Linked DNA regions of Homo sapiens: region 1 is linked to region 2. The links are chromatin loops, found by intact Hi-C in ENCODE. Cell type or tissue: heart right ventricle. All regions are shown on one strand. Links, peaks and the distances in the headings refer to the core of each region. The heading gives the core; the rest is flanking DNA. Region 1 overlaps PDZD2 (PDZ domain containing 2). Region 2 overlaps PDZD2 (PDZ domain containing 2).

Region 1 (2,803 bases), core at 3-2,502, 140 kb after region 2:
TGTGTGTAAAACTTCCATCTGATTAGCAGACATGCCTTTTCATGGGCTCTTGGATTAGTCTTTTTTCACACTGATACAAAGAACTACCTGAGACTGGGCAATTTATAAAGAGAACAGCTTTAATTAGTTCACAGTTCCGCGTGGCTGGGAAGGCCTCAGGAAACTTACAATCATGGCAGAAGGTGAAGAGCAAGCAGGAACCTTTTCACAAGGCAGCAGGAAAGGGAGGGGGGGGAGGGGGAACTTCCAAACACTTTTAAACCATCGGATCTCATGAGAACTCCCTCACTATCACAAGAACAGCATGGGGGAAACCGCCCCCATGATCCAATCACCTGCCCCCAGGTACCTCCCTGGACACATAGGGATTACGATTTGAGATGAGATTTGGGTGGGGACACAGAGCCAAACCGTATCAGCTTTCAAACCCCAATAAATAAAAATCGCCTTTCTTTGCCTCCATAAAAGACCAGAACACAAGCTGAATTTGTGGGTCCAGGAAAGGCTTCTTGGGGGAATGCTTTCCACGCTTGTCCCTGATGGAATACTGCACTAGCCACAGGAAGGGCAAGGTGAAGTGGGAGAAAAATTCCAGGGACAGGAAAGAGCAGGTGCAATGGTGTGAGAGATACACACGGGGAAGAGGCAGGCTGGAGAGGTGAAATCAAGCTCAGGAGGAGAAGAGGGGAAATAAGGAACAATGTGTGATGACTCCCCGCACCAAATCCAGGTTAGGTGCCTCTCTTACCCGCCTGGGTGGTATCCCAAGTGCACCCCCTGCAGTAAAGTACTTATCAGACAGTAGCAGAAATAGCAGGCAAACACCACAATTCCATATATTCCCCCTTCATAGTGTAGACTCCTTGCGGGCTACCTTTTCCAGCTCCCTTTGCATCTGAGCAGGGCTATTTGGTTAGTTCTTGCTAATGAGATGTGAGAGGACGTGAGGTGTTTCACTCCAACCCAAGGCACTTCAGAAGTAGATGCACCTTCTCGCCACCATCTCCTCCCTTCCACCAGTTGGGGGCAGAGTACTCGCAGCCCTAGGACATTGGTGGGGACACAAGATGGAGAGAATCTGAGTCCCTGAATCACCATGTGGAGGAGAGCCACCTGCTGACCAAGGATGAGTGAGATCATGAGAAATCTGGGCTATTTTTCTTGAGGACTTTTTCTTTCCTCTTCCAATTTTCTTTTGTGGTTTTCGGCTCTGTATGACACCCATGCTGGGGAACAGAACCTTGAAACGGTTGTTCCTAGGATGGTCTCTGCCGTCGTATGAATCACAAGACAGCCGGGGCAGGTTTGGCTGTGAACCATTTGTGGCTTTGGTGTAGAAATTTAGTGTGTGTGTGCATGTATTTCTGTGTGTGTGTATGTGTGTGTACGCATGCATGCGCCTGTGTGTGTGTGTGTGTGTGTGTGTGTATGCATGCATGCGCATGTGTCTGTGTATGAGTGTGATGGCCCTGGCCTGTATAAGATTTCTGCTTCCTGGGATTTGAGCCCTGCACTAGGCTGTTTGTGAGAGAGAAATGATTTTTTGTTATGTTAAGCCGTTAAAACTTGGAGGTTTCAGCTGGGTGCGGTGGTGCGTGTCGGTAATCCTGACTACTCAGGAGGCTGAGGTGGGAGGACTGCTTGAGACCAGGAGTTCAAGACCAGCCTAGGCAACACAGCAAGACCCCCATCTCAAAAAAACAAAACAAAACAAAACTTGGAGGTTTAATTGTCACAGCAATAGCAACTATCATTACCCTAATACACAGGCTAGGTAATATTTACTTATTCAATTGTAGATAATGTTCTCTAGACAGTAAGAGACCCCTCTATATCATCACCGCCTAGTAAAAGCTGGATATTAAGTGAACATTTGTTGAATAAAAATAGTCCATTGGTTAGAAAAAGGGCTCAAATCCTAGTAAGCAGTAATCTTCTTACTTTGCCATACGCCATCACACTCACACACAGATACATGTGCAAGCACACACTTGTGCCCGCATACACACACACACACACACACACCCTAAACTTCCACACCAAAGCCACAAACGGTTCAGGGCCAAGCCTGCCCCAGCTGTCTTGTGATTCATACGACAGCAGTGACCATCCTAGGAACAACCCTTTCAAGGTTCTGTTCCCCAGCATGGGTATCACACGGAGCCAAATACCGCAAAAGAAAATTGGAAGAGGAAAGAAAAAGTCATCAAGAAAAATAGCCCAGATTTCTCATGATCTCACCCGTGAGTCAGATTTGCATTTGGGATAACAACTAACCAAGTAGACCAGAACAGTCTGTCTGCAAGATGTGGGCCTGCCAATTTCAACAGCACAGAGAAGGCACGCTTCTTAAACTGGCTTAAAAGGACAAATCTAGTACACTTGTTTATTTTTTTTTCTTAAAAAAATGCCAAGGTAAAACAACCTCCTGTTTAAAAGTAGTTCTATAATTACCTTTTAAACACTGAATGCCAAGTACCTGTATCTTGCCATTTGGGGCAGTGGGGAAAAGTCCTACCAAACGGTCTTCACTGTGTGACCCTTAGAAAGCCACCTCAGCTCTCTGGGTTGAGATTTGTTCATTTATAACATACAAGATTAGAATAGACAATCTCTAAAGTTGGAGGAAGAAATCATCATCAGTGGAAGGGAAACTGAATTTTTCATGCCTTGCAAGTCTTTTACTATTAATGGAACTTATTCCTAACAGAAACAGGATATTTTTTATGGGTAGCTTAATTTAGATCAATTTGTTCATCTAAGACAGAAAGTGAGGTCCAAGGCATTGTGGACGTGAATGGAT
Region 2 (2,803 bases), core at 100-2,599:
AGACCATCCTGGGTAACACAGTGAAACCCCGTCTCTACTAAAAAATATACAAAAATTTAGTGAGGCGTGGTGGTGGGCACCTGTAGTCCCAGCTACTCGGGAGGCTGAGGCAGGAGAATTGCATGAACCCGGGAGGCGGAGGTTGCAGTGAGCGGAGATCGCGCCACTGCACTCCAGCCTGGGCGACAGAGTAAGACTCCGTCTCAAAAAAAAAAAAAAAAATCTCTGGAGAAGAAAAGAAAAAGTCATTTTGAGGGCATATGGTGCTCAAAACGAGAGAATAAAAATGTTCATAACGTATTTAGTACCCGGACAGAAAAGATAAAGTAGAAGTCAGGATTGCTGAAAATGGCCCAGGGGTGCCTATAGATAGACGGGTATGAAGTTGGACCAGTAACACTATAACCACACTAAGATGCTTTTATCTTTCTTCTCTGTATGGTTTACAATTACCATTACAATTCCCGAAAGTAGTGCTAAGAGTTTAAAAGCGAGTGTCTTATGTAGGTATTTGGGTTTTCCATCTTCCATGGCTCAAGTTAATCACCCAGGGGCTGTGCTGCCCCCATTCAGAAAGGTTGTGACCAGGGTACCAGAGGAGGAGCAGGTCACTGGGATAAAATTAAAGAGCATCTCTGGATCTGGCTCTGAAACCTCAATCCTCTTTAAATGATGGAAAGTCGCTCTTTTTATGGAATCTCTTCCCTCATAAAAACAAGTGGACCCTGAAAAGCAGCTGTGCATGTGGCTTTCAACAATGATCTGTGGGCTGCGACGGAGGGTGTGGCCAAGTTTGCCAGTTTTCTGAAAGAACTCACCCCACTGGCCATTGTAGTGTTGGAAATTGTCTTGCTGCTCACGCTTTCCTTAAAAGGCTTCTGATTCCAGAACAGAGTTAGAGAAACTGGGGACGAATAACTCCCCTCTGTCATCCATCACGAAGAGCTGAGCACAGGCGGATTTCTCAGATCAGCTCCTCATTCATTAGTGCGACTCCTGAGGGCCGAGGCTGTGTGTGTGAAGGGACTCGAATGGGGCACCTCCCAGGGCCACAGGAAAAAACACCAGTCACAGACAGGAGAGGATAGCTCAGATGTTGCCATTCAAGAGAGAGCTCTGAAGGCTGAAAACATCAGCCAAACAGCACGGCGGTGAAACACACACAGCCTGTGAATAATAAACTGGACTGGGGCTCCCAGCACTTTCTCTCACTGTGCTGGATTTCAACCACAAGATGGCAGGCGACGGCCCTCAGATCCTCACAGCTTGTCAGATGGCACTCCCAAGAGGTGAGGAAAGCAAGCTCCCACTGTCCTCTCCAATGGCCATCGCCACACTCTTAGGAGGCAGCTATAAGCTACACTCTTGTTGAGATGGAAGGTTCTAGATGTAACTATCCATTTTCAGAACAGGTAAAAACATAGATTTTCTATGTTTTTATGTAAATAATAAACTGTTAAAAAACCATCCTAATTTCATTAGTTATTTTTATTATTTTTTTTTTTTTGAGATGGAGTCTTGCTCTGTTGCCCAGGCTGGAGTGCAGTGGTGTGATCTCGGCTCACTGCAACCTCCGCCTCCCAGTTCAAGCGATTCTCCTGCCTCAGCCTCCTGAGTAGCAGGAACTACAGGTGTGTGTGCCACCATGCCCAGCTAATTTTTTGTATTTCTAGTAGAGATGGGGTTTCACTATGTTGGCCAGGCTGGTCTCAAACTCCTGACCTCAAGTGATCCACCCGCCTCAGCCTCCCCAAGTGCTGGCATTACAGGCATGAGCCACTATGCCCAGCCTCATTAGTTGTTATTTATGATGTTAAAGAAAACATTCTAGAATTTGAGTCAGAGTGCATGAATTCTAGGCGTCACTCTTCTCTAAGATGATACTTGACCCCAGGAAACCACCTCCTGAAGCCTCAGTTTCCACCTTGGTAGAGTGAGAAAACAGGACTTGGATGAACCCTGGGATACCTTCCAGAAACCAAGTCCTGGAGTGAAACAGCACGTGGAGACAGCAGTCTGAAAGGAATGAAGCGGGTCACGAACAAACAGTCCGTAATGCTTCACTTACACTTCATCCTTGGGGAATGGGCTGTTCCACATGGCAGGTTTTCCACATAATTGAATTTTAAATGCTGAAACTTGTTTTCGTTTTAACCGGTAAGGGAAATCTTTCTAAAGTGTATTACATGCTTCTCTGGCTTTTTAAACAGCAAGCTGAGTATAATTTCACCTTTCCTTAATGTCTCTAAGTCATGGTGATGACGACCTCTTACTATATATCCAGTCCTGCACAGAGCGTCAGGCACCTTTGAGCATATTCAGGTAGGCAGGACCCTTATGCTAAATGGCCCCAGAGACTACAGTATCAAGCTACAATTGGCAATTCTTTCTCTCTACCATCTCCTACCTACATCACTACCTGCAGTCATTTTTCCAAGTAACACCTTCTAGCAGCCTCTTGACACTGTTTAAAATCTGCTATAATGCAGACAGAACTCAAGGTTGCCATGGGTAACCAGAGCCTAAGCTTGCAACAACCCTAAATTTAATTTTACATGCAAGTTCAAGGCAGCGGGTACTGTGCTGAAGGTGACTTCTGACCAGGGCTGACATTCCACTGGTCCTCACAGCATGTCATACTTCCGTACCAATTGGCCTGTCGCCCTGAGCCCCCCAGCCCCCTCCTGCCAGCCCAGCATCCTGGCCCCTCTTCTAGGACCACACAGACTTCTCACACTCCCGGAACTCAAAGGTGCTGTCAGGCCCTGCAGGCTCCGGGACCCGGTTCTTGCATCCGCCAGCA

Evidence for each region. Hi-C counts contacts between places; a loop is a spot of excess contacts. Peaks named below come from ENCODE experiments on the same cell type or tissue, not always from the same donor. Only the 100,000 strongest peaks of a DNase experiment are listed, where the experiment ranks them.
Region 1: a loop joins it to region 2, with 2.1 times the contacts of the local background. A loop is called at or near these places in 7 of 110 quality-filtered maps.

Annotation. Positions count from the first base shown.
Region 1 is chr5:31,663,077-31,665,879 of GRCh38, reverse strand. All of the region lies in intron 1 of PDZD2 (PDZ domain containing 2), which reads right to left. Among named protein-coding and RNA genes, the nearest start is that of PDZD2, 25 kb to the right of the region's middle. In heart right ventricle, for the core only: a CTCF peak has its summit at 1,030 (motif pointing right); DNase peaks (open chromatin) are centred at 2,066 and 2,274; H3K27ac peaks cover 787 bases.
Region 2 is chr5:31,807,683-31,810,485 of GRCh38, reverse strand. The region is part of intron 2 of PDZD2 (PDZ domain containing 2); the gene reads right to left. Among named protein-coding and RNA genes, the nearest start is that of MIR4279, 130 kb to the left of the region's middle. In heart right ventricle, for the core only: CTCF peaks have their summits at 1,030 and 1,231 (motif pointing right); a DNase peak (open chromatin) is centred at 1,225.